Linked DNA regions of Homo sapiens: region 2 is linked to region 1. A link is an interaction called in ENCODE POLR2A ChIA-PET data of the cell type or tissue named here. Cell type or tissue: GM12878. All regions are shown on one strand. Links, peaks and the distances in the headings refer to the core of each region. The heading gives the core; the rest is flanking DNA. Region 1 has its middle 27 kb from the start of LINC02020. Region 2 has its middle 18 kb from the start of LINC02052.

Region 1 (5,377 bases), core at 175-5,174:
CAGCTACTCAACTCTGCCCTTGTGGTACCAAAGCAGCCATAGATAATTCATCTTTAGATGCAGCCATAGATAAGTCATCTATAGATGGGGGTGATGGGGGTGTGCATGCTCCAATAAAACTTTATTTACAAAAAGTGGTGGGAGAGAGAAACAAAGGGCCATAATTTGTTAACCCTTGATTTAGACTGGTGAAGGCCTCGATGAGGAAGCTGGATGTTATTATCAGTGTGGGTTTTAAGCAGAGGAGTGATAGAGTCTGATTTATATTTTTAAAAGGATTGCTCTGTTCTATGGAGGATGGACTGGAAGGCAAGGGAGGAAGCAGGGACCTGGGAAAGAGGCTGGTGAAATAGTCCAGGGAGGGATGGCAGAACAGCAGAGGTGCTGAGAAGTGACCAGATCCTGATTATACACTGCATTAGAACCAGCAGGATTACAAATGAATTGAGTGTAGGGGATGAACGAAAGAGAGGAATCAAGAATGATTGCTGGTTTTTTGGCTCTAGCAGCTGGGTTGATGATGCCACATATACTGAAATGGGGAACACTAGGGGAGAGGTATATTTTAAGGGATAAAAAGCAATCTATCAATTTTGTCCTTGCTAAGTTCGAGCTGCCTAACGGACAGGCAGGTGATGATGGCCAGCAGGCAGTGGTGTTTGCACATCTAGAACTCAGCGAGAGATCCAGCTAGAGATAGAAATTTGGCAGTCGACCAGGTGCGGTGGCTCAAGCCTCTAATCCCAGCACTTTGGGAGGCCGAGGTGGGCAGATCACCTGAGGTCAGAGGTTTAAGACAAGGCTGGCCAACATAGTGAAACCCCATCTCTACTAAAAATACAAAACAATTATCCAGGAGTGGTGGCTGGCGCCTGTAATCCCAGCTACTCAGGAGGCTGAGGCACTAGAATTGCTTGAACCCGGGAGGCAGAGGCTGCAGTGAGTTGAGATCATGACACTGCACTCCAGCCTGAGTGATAGAGCAAGACAAAAAAAAAGGAGAGAGAGAAAGAAAGAAACAAGGGAAGGAAGGAAGGAAGGAAGGAAGGAAGGAAGGAAGGAAGGAAGGAAGAAAGAAAAGAAAAGAAAAGAAAAGAAAAGAAAAGAAAAGAAAAGAAAAGAAAAGAAAAGAAAAGGCAGGCAGAAATTTGAGAGTCATCAGAGTGCCAGGATGGGCATCCTCCAGTTTTCTCTAGGAAGGAGGAAATGAAGCCAGGAGGAACAAAGGTAGAATGCAGGTCCTTCCAGTACACTGAGGTGTGGTAGAGGCAGGGAGGACAGCAGAGGAGCCTGAGAAGGAACAGTCAGCAACCTGGGGACAAGCCAAGTGAGTGTGAGGGTCAAGGAATCACACCCGTTTCAAGAAGGAAGCCATGGGTGATTGCATCGAATGCTGCTGAGTGACTCAAGTAAGAGGAGGTTTCTGCATAGGACTCGCCAGAGGAGTCCCACAACTGTTGAACTGTCCAGGACATTTACAATATGATTCCGTTTCCAAAAATTCAAAACTGCAATTTACCCACAACTTCTTAGTAACACAAATCAGCTCAACATCTATTGAGTTGCTACTATGACTCACCTTTTTTGCTTAAAAATCCTTGGAACAAAGACAAGTTTGCAAAATGTCTTAAATCAAGCAGCCTACACTTAGAAGGAGAAAAGCCGGGTAATGATATTTTTAACTTGCAGGGGCTGTAGAGGTGATATGAAAAAAGAGCCGTTTTTTAATTTATATATAGCCAATCAGAATCAGACACGGTAGGGATCATAGAATTAATAACTCACAAAATCCACAGGTGATCTCTTTTAAGGCAATGATTTTCACCTCTTTCACCATTTAGATCCATCTTTAAATGTGAACTTCTCCTTCCTTTTCCCTGACAGCTTTAAGGAGGGGTTGATAATAGGAATTGAACTGGCCACAGGGCACCAGGCAAGGAATAAAGATCAGTGCACTTCTAGATGGTCATCGGTCTGGTTCTCTAGAGCGGCAGGAGGTACAGTCACAGTTCCCTGGTCAGGCTGGGCCGGCACCCACTAGGCATGCACCTGGCCCTGCTGAGGCAGCGATTCACATTTCCTGACTTGCATTCAAAAGGTTGTTCTTTCTGACCCAATTTGGTCATTGGCACAAGGGCGTCACCGCCTCTTGCCTCGTTCCCTTTCTCATTTCAGTCTCCTCCCTCCCCTGACACTGCTCCTTCTTCCTGCCCCAAGAAAAGCGGTTAGGTCTCCAGAGGCTGGATGGTGCGTAGTGAACAGAGTACCTGTTCTATGAAAAGAATTCTAAAGCTTTCCCCAGCTTCCACCTCAAACCGTGAGCTCTGCAAGCCCCGTCCCCCGGCCCCCCTCAACACACACACACCGCGCCCAGGGATCGATGAACTAAAAATAGCCGAGGCTTGTAAATGAACTGGAACCTTTTCTGCTGTGTTCTTAGCCCTTCACAGTCGTGGCAGGGACACAGGGAGGAGCACAAGCCAGAGCTGCTTATTTTTCCAGCCATGCCTGTTGGAGGCAAGCGCCCCCACCCCCTGCTGCTTGGTGGATTAATGATGGCATTTCCCCCCTCTAGCTTCCCATCTCCTGTGAAGTACAACTTGTCCTGTTCCGGGACGCCACTTGGCATTCCTCCTGGAGGAAGCGGATTTTGAGTTGCATTTCAAAAGAAATGTACTGTCACACTGGTGTGCTCTAAATTAGCGATCTCCCAGGGCAGTCAGGATAAGTCCCACTCCCTGCAGCTACAGTTCTCCCTGGAAACATTCCCTGCCTGGCATGGTGACCGTCTCCTCCCGTCTATCTTCTGATATTTTTTGAATATAGCCTGTTAGGTGCTATATACCATGTAAAATATTGCCGGGTACTGTGCCAGAGGCTTGGAGTTCACAGATGAATTAATACGGTTTATTTGTAATTCCTCATTTGTCCTGAGAGACATGGAATAGGGGAAGTGTGTTCCCTGGGTCTTTTGGGTACTGCCCAAGAGTAGCCAAGGTCAAGAGCACAGTGAGAAGGAGGCAGCCAAGGACATCTCCAGGGGCTGGGGGGAAGGAAGGCATTTCCCTTGGGGTCTGGGGTCCCCGGGAATGGCCTTGGCTGCTTCTGTCTTATGCTATATTTTGGCACCCAGTAGGCACTCCACACATGGTAATGGAGTACAGTGGTTAAGAGCACGTGGTTTTTGGAATCAGGCAGACCTGGGTTCACAGCCTGCCTTATGCCGCTTGCAGGTGACCCAACTTCTCTAGGAGTACGTTTCTTCATCTTTAAAACAGGGTTAATGATAGAACCTTCCTGATAAGGTGATTGTGAGGATGCAATGAGACTGTGTGTCTAAATCACTTGTTCTCTTGCCTGGCACAGGGTAAACAATAAATGGCATTATTTTAAAATATAGTGTATTGGCTGGGCACGGTGGCTTATGCTTGTAATCCCAGCACTTTGGGAGGCCAAGGCGGGGGGATCACCAGAGGTCAGGAGTTCGAGACCAGCCCGGCCAGTGTGGTGAAACCCTGCCTCTACTAAAAATACAAAAAATTAGCCAGGTGTGGTGGTGCTTGTCTGTAATCCCAGCTGTTTGGGAGGCTGAAGCAGGAGAATCACTGGAACCCAGGAGGCGGAGGTTGCAGTGAACCGAGATTGCTCCACTGCACTCCAGCCTGGGCGACAAAGAAAGATTGCGTCTCAAAAATATAATATATATATATATAGTATTAATAGAACACTTGAGGTACAGTAAGGCAAACAGACCAGTTGACAATTGCCATTAAGAGATAGTTTATTACAGTTCCCAAAAGGAGGGTGTATGCCATGCCATGGGGGGAGAGGGCCACAGGGAAACATCAGGAGGCGGAAGGAGGGGTAAACTGTGGGCAAGAGCTCTTATTGTGGTTTCATGGGAAGGAACAGGTCAGGCAGGGTAAGGGGGCTTCAGATTGACTGGTTTAAATAATTCCAGTGGCTCTGGTGCATAGGGGCTGTCTCTGTTGTCTGGTCCTGGCCCTGGGATGATTAGGGCAGGTGAGTAGTGACCCAGAGCCTTATCATGGAGGTGGCTGGAGCTTGGGCTCTGGATTGATTGGTTTGCATTTCCAAGACATACTCATGGACAAGTTGTTCGCTGTCTCTAGGAATTGACTCATCCAGGGAGGGGCAGTCCCTCCAGAGTCAGCAAGGCCCCAGGTGCCAAAGCATCAGAATACAGAAAGTAAAAGCCATGATTAATACAAGTACCTAGTATTTTTCTATACATATGTACACGGTACGAAGCTTAGTCCATAACAATGGGAAAGTAAGGTTACCTTTCTTCTAAATTAAGTTAAATCTTACTTGGAGACTTGATTCTGATGGGTACAGTAATTCACTCTCAGTTTCTTTTGGAGCTTCTCCTCACTGTCCAAACCTCAGCTCCAGGAAAGAGAGCAAAGGCCTCTCTGTCTTCTCCACCAGAGAAAAAGATGCAGGAAGGCGTCCCCAACCCTTCAAGCCACCGTTCGTCTCAGTTCCTGCTGAGATGCTCCCTGTCCAGGCCCTCTTTGTTCCTCAGGCCTGGGAAGCCTGGTGGGGTTGCTGTTTCTCTGCCTTCTGTGCTACATGAGGGTTATTACAGAGGCCAGGAGTCTCCCAGGTGCACCATTCCCCAGATTCCTCCAAGTCTGGGGAAATGTGGTCACGGGTCTGATGGAAGTTCTGCAGAGGGAGGACATAGACATGGTCGTCAGCTCAACCCCAGAGCCCTTCCCCTAGCCCACCCCCATGGTCTGGCCTTTTGGCTTCCTCATCCTCAACATCTCAGAGCCACTCCTCCCCTCCTTGCTATTCTCTTGGCCTAGAACTCACTTTTCCCTCTTCTTTGTCCAACTTGAGTTCACATTTATCTAACATTTATTGAGAACCTACTATGAGCCAGATTATCTACGTAACTCCATTTTACCTCATTACATCTATTAATTCTCACAACAGCCTATAATATCCTATTGATACCCATTTTACAGATGAGAAATCAAGGTTCCAAGAGGTTAAGTAATTTATTCACAGTCACACAGCTAGCAAAACCCAGCTCTATTTAACTGGAGAGCTGCTGTTCTGAACCAGTATGCCAGACTGTCTCATGCCAGGGTCACCTCCTCCAAGAAGCCTCCTCAGATTTCTCCCCCAACTTTGAACTAAGAATCTATGGGAAAACTCCAAGTTGCTCCTAACCAGACTGTTATGACTTTTACTTGTGCATACAGCTAAAGAACATTTCCCAACATCCCTCGCAGTTAGGTGTGATCATATGACTGAGTTCTCGCTAATGGAAAATTAGAATGAGTGAAGTGGTAAGGATCACCCCCAGGCCTGCTCATAAAAACCTCCCGTGTGCACTCTTTCC
Region 2 (5,377 bases), core at 148-5,147, 98 kb before region 1:
CCCTCCTCCCCTTTTTAAAGGTATTGGATTATTGAAAAAATACAGTGAGTCCATTGCTGGACAGAACGAGCTACACTCTGGATTTGTCTTCCTCACATTGTCCCTTAACTTGTTTCCCTATGCCCCAAAATATTTTCAGCTACAGATGAACTTGAAAGGCTTGATGAGACTCAACTCTTGCGGGAGCTAGCACAGTTCACACTGAAGCCTTGTACTTCATTTGGCAGTGGTCTCAACCTTGGCATCTCATTGGAATCAGCTGGAGGCAGTTTTTAACCATCTCTATGCCCAGGCTACATCCCAGGCATTTAAAATCATAATCAGTGGAAATGGATCCCAGACATCAGTAGTTAAAGCTCCCCAGACAATTCCAATGTGCAGGCAAAGTGCCACCCATTGTATATTTCATCTCATCGGCAAACCCATAGCATTGTTGATGCCATTGTTAGCGATCGTGATAAAACTGAGCAGCAGGATCAGCTTGTGGCAGCTTTATCTCTCCATGGAAAGTCCCCCATTAATAAACCGTCTGATTGTTTCATCTGCTTATGATTTTTGCCTAAACCAAATGGGATTGCAAAAAGATGACTTTCTACTTCTGCACTCTATTCAAATTTTTAAGCTTTTATGAAAAAGAACTTTCCCTTATCAACCTGGGCTTTTTGCTTACCCTGCAATACAATCCAGGCAAGGCAAAATAAATGCTCAATTTTTTTTCCAAGGGGTTAATCTCAAAAAGAATAATCGTATCTCTTTCTGAGATCGTTTGAAGGAGATGGGGTTGAAGACAAACATTCTTTGAGGTGGAGATCACAGTGGGAGGAGGAGTGGGAGGCACATCATAATAGGAGGTCAGGTCACCCTCAGTGAGTGGGGTAGGTGGGAAGAAAATAGAAGCCTGGAATACGTGCTGCTGGGAATGTGGCAGGCAGTTAATTATCATGGAAAGAAGGAGTACCGAATGGCCAAAGATCCAGCTGGGATTAGAGTGTGAGTTTGTGTTGGAACCAGGGATGGCAAATTTCTACAGCAGTGTTCAGCAGTGGAAGAGGATTTACCCAGCCTGGCTAGCACTGGAGTTGCCTAGGTGGGGACTGAAGGATATGGGGGTGAGGGAACTAAGGACCCAGGCAAGGCCACTGTGACAGCAGCGTCACGGTTTCTCAGTTCACATGCGTGGTTTCCCCTGCCTAGAGCATTCTCATGCGGCTGACCTCACCCTTCAGGACTCATGTCAGATGCCCTGGCCTCCAGAAGCCATCCCTGGCTTTCTGTGTCTGAGCAGCTCCTTTTCTGTGCTTCCACAGTCCCCAAAGCCGCCCTATCACAGTTCATATCACCAGCAGTCCAATGTTTACTTGGTTGTGTCTCTTATTAGACTGTAAGTTCTAGTTGAAGCCAGTTGAGTCCATGAGAGAAACAATGTGGGCTTTGGAGAGAGGGGGGTGTTGAGAAATAGCAGTGGCAACAGAAAGAACTCCTAAGAAAACATCACTAAAAACGCCACTATTGATCTCGTAACTGAGGGGGACAGCACATACATAAACTCATGCTTTCAAGTTTTTAAAACATGGCACAGATTGTGCCGGCCCCTTGCACAAGCCCCTCTGAGATGTTTCTAACACATTGGGAATAAAATTGCAAAGGCTCTCCATGCCCCCTGAGGACTTCCAGGCTCTGCTACTGTATTGTCCTGTCTCACTCTGCGCCTGCATTAGTGGGCTTCACGCTTTCTCAATCTCTCCCCATATGAGCCACTGTAGAGCCTTGGCTCTTGCTGTTCCCTCTGCCAGGGAACACTCTTCCCCCAGATATCAGCCTCCCTCTCTCCCTCTCTTCATCTGGTCTCTGCTGAAATATCACATCCTCAGAGACAACCCTCCCTGACCACCCCCTTACTCTCTGCCATTATCTGGCTTTCTTCTTCACGGTGCTGACCACCACGTGGCACTGTATTACTACTCAGCTGCTGATGGCTTACTGTCTGTCTCCCCAAGCAGAATGTGACACCACGATGGTGGGACCTTGTTCTTGTCCCCGCACTGTGTTTTCAGCACCTAGAACAGTGCCTGATGTGTGGTGGATATCCAAACATTATTAGTTGAATGTATGAACACACACCAAGTGCCTTTGAAAGGCAAAGAAAAATTTGAACTAGGAATGGGGTACAAGTTTGTCAGTACCCACAGCACCCCTTGAGCTCCACGGGATGAAGCACTGAGCCCCAAACAGGGGCAGGGCCAGGGCTGGAAGCAGCAGCAATGAGGTTCCATCCTCAGCACTGAGAACAGGGCCAGGGACATGGGATGGGTGAATGGAAGAAACAAGAGCCATGAAGATGCGTGTGAACCATGGGAAGTAGCCACTATGCACAGGGACATTGGGCACGGACACATGTGTTCAGCAAGTGTGGATTAACCCCACCCACACACCTATGGTCTCGATACTGAGTCAAGCACAGAGATACCTAGAGGAAGAAGACAGAAGTCTTCTCAAGTAGCCCGCAGAATAGAGGGGAAAACTGAGACATCAACAAGTAAAATGAGGTGTGACTGGTGCTGAAGTGGCCATATGATGTGGTGGTTACAATAAGCAGTTTGGGCCAGAGAGTAGCTCAGATTATGACTCAACCACACACTATCTGAGTGAGCTTAAGCAAATTATTTAACTTATTTTACAGAAGGGGAAACCAGTGACAGATTGGTTTCCTATAACCAAGGACAAATACCTGTAGATATGCTCAGTAAATCTCACTAAACCAATTATAGATTGGTTTCCCCATCTGTAAAATGGACAGCAATAATACCTATTTCATAGCATTGTGAAGATAATATGAGTGTGTGTGTACATAGATAGATAGATAGATGATAGATAGATAGACAACAGTACTTGGTACATAAGAAGTACTATATAAATGTTGGCTGGTATTTAATATTATTGTAAGAGATGTGTATATATGTGGAGACAGTGAGGGCACAAAGCAAGCAGGGGCAATGCTACCTGGGGTGTGGGAGCGGGCAGAGAAGACTCATACAGGGGAACCCCTGGAGCTGAAGCATGAGAATGAGTAAGTCTGCCACCTGCAGGGGAGAGGGGCCGTGTGAGGGGAGTGGTACGGGGGCTTGGAAAGCACTTGATCATATGTGGAACATCGGTTCAGAGGAGACAAGGGTGTAACAACCTGTCACTGGCAGGAGCAGAGGGTCTGGCCGGAGCAGAGCACAAGGCTTAGACCACCTCTGGAAGGGGCCCTTCCGAGGGGCCTGATTGCTGTTTCCAGCCTGTCCAGTGGAAGCAGCCACAGGATGGCTCCATGTCCCCAGAATAAACCAGGGCCCTTTGCAGCCTGACTGATTTTTCAAAGAAAGAAATGCAATTTGCTGGTGCTGGACAAGACATTAATTTTGTTCTGTGGGCTGCATGAGTCATTTAGGAACAAAGCACGAAATGTAGATACACTTTCCACAGCCTCTGCATGTCACTTCATGCCTGCCCAGGGCTGGACATTATTTCACGCAGCTCAGAAGACACACCATGGGAAAGGCCAGGGCTGGGCCCCTCCGAGCTGGAGAAACTGTGTCATAGACCCCCTGGGTCCAAACTCAACCCAACCCCATTTTGCAAGTTCAAAGAGAGAGGGGAACAACTGCCTCCTTTCATTCCATGGTGGGATTTTGGAGCCAGCAGGTGTGTGCTCCCACCTTGGCTGTGCTTCTTCTCATGTGACCTGGGACACCTCCCAGGACCCCTCAGCTTATCAGGCTTCCCATCTGGAAAGGGTGTGCAGGGACCTCGAATCAGAGCTATGATGAGGATGAATGAGATAGCACAACACTAAGGGCAAATACCTGCAGACTCAGAAATAGTGCTCAGTGAATCTTCATCCTGCTCCTCCCAACAGGTGTGGAGCACGGAGAAGATGGTGTCCTTTCTTATGTCTCTCCTCGAAGCCTTCAGGCCAGCCCCTTCCCTTCTCTGTACCTCAGTGTGGATCTGTGAGAAGAGGTACTCGAACCTGGTTGTCTCTAAGCACTCCATTGCCTTCCAGCGCTGTAGTCTAAACTGCTATGACTGCGAACAAACTTGCCTTGGGTGATGTAAAGAATGTGTTTGTGCCACTAATGGCTCCCAGCAGGTGTGAAATGAATCCAGGTTGTTGGTTCCAGTGGGCAGGTATTATTTGAATTGACAGTTACGTATTTAGGTTATGTATTTAGGGCTGAATCACAGACAGAGGCTGGAGAGAGGAACTAGCCCCTCCTGGGAGGAATGTGGCCCCTCCCAAGCCTACTCTCAGGCTTTATTGGTCCCCTGTGGGAAGAAGATGAAAGGACATTAGCTGTGTCTCAGAACAGGCGGTTTGTACCTGCCTAGAAGCAGAAGCAGAAGGAAGGCCCTCCCCACTCAGAGCTGTGTGACAAAATATCAGCCTTATTTCAGGCCCAGGACAAATTCAGCCTCCTCTAAGAAGTAGGTAGCCTGGCCTTCTTGAAAAAGCACATGTTTCAGACTCAGAATCTTGTCCTGGTTGTACCTCTTACTGGCTATGTGACTTCTGAGCAAGTTATTTAACCTTTCAGAACCTCAGTTTCTTCATTTGCAACATAGGGGTGACAATAATCCCATTCCTCACAGAGTTGTATAGATTAAACAAGGGGAGTATCCTACACATAGTAGGTACTCAACAAATGGCAGCTGTGTGAAGCCTTTCTAGGGCCCCCTCTGGTTGCAAAATCTCATCCTTCTCTATATTTCTATGATAATTGCTCAGTGGCATACTAGAGGCTCAGGACTGGTCATAGATTTGCCTTCATCTCTGTTAAATTCTAAGTTTCTAGGGAGTGAGGATTGCTTTAATTCACATCTGATCCCCCAGTGTGCCTGGCACAGAGTAGGTGTTCAATTAAAGCTTCCTGAATTAAATGGGATTCAAACTCCCAGAGAAGAAACCATATTTCTCTCCTTGCCAACCTCCTCGAACCAGCCTCGCTTCCTGGCTCCTGCTGTCTAGCCAGGTGCCACTGAGCCTGTGTGAGTGTGCAGGCCTGGCCCTCAGGACTGAATATGCCATGGGGACCCAGATCACAGGACAAACTTGTGCAGCGGGAAGGACTCAGGCCAGCCATGACCTGCCCAGGGGCCCATCTTCTGTCTCTTTAGCAATAAATCGTGAGGTGAAACAATCAAGCCCACCACACTCTGTTTAGGCCAAAGTAGCTGTTCTCGTCGTTTCTAATGGAAGCCTCCAGCAGAACATCACAGTTAATTGCAAAGAACGGTGAGTCACACAAAGCGGCCTGGAAGGAGAGGGCAGCCACTGTGAAAGGACAAAAAGTCCCACCAGAAGGCAGCCTAGGACCAGCTCCGGTGTCCGGGG

The links. Peaks named below come from ENCODE experiments on the same cell type or tissue, not always from the same donor. Only the 100,000 strongest peaks of a DNase experiment are listed, where the experiment ranks them.
Region 2: POLR2A ChIA-PET joins it to region 1 with 8 read pairs; 1 of 35 experiments calls an interaction of 5 or more read pairs at or near these places.

The regions. Positions count from the first base shown.
Region 1 is chr3:186,410,995-186,416,371 of GRCh38, reverse strand. No RefSeq gene overlaps it. Among named protein-coding and RNA genes, the nearest start is that of LINC02020, 27 kb to the left of the region's middle. RefSeq lists an enhancer at 1,517-2,236. In GM12878, for the core only: no CTCF peak of the experiment used is centred there; a DNase peak (open chromatin) is centred at 2,111; H3K4me3 peaks cover 703 bases.
Region 2 is chr3:186,508,575-186,513,951 of GRCh38, reverse strand. No RefSeq gene overlaps it. Among named protein-coding and RNA genes, the nearest start is that of LINC02052, 18 kb to the right of the region's middle. RefSeq lists enhancers at 1,936-2,365, 2,926-3,015. In GM12878, for the core only: CTCF peaks have their summits at 3,078 (motif pointing left) and 3,280 (motif pointing right); DNase peaks (open chromatin) are centred at 2,471 and 3,383; H3K27ac peaks cover 716 bases.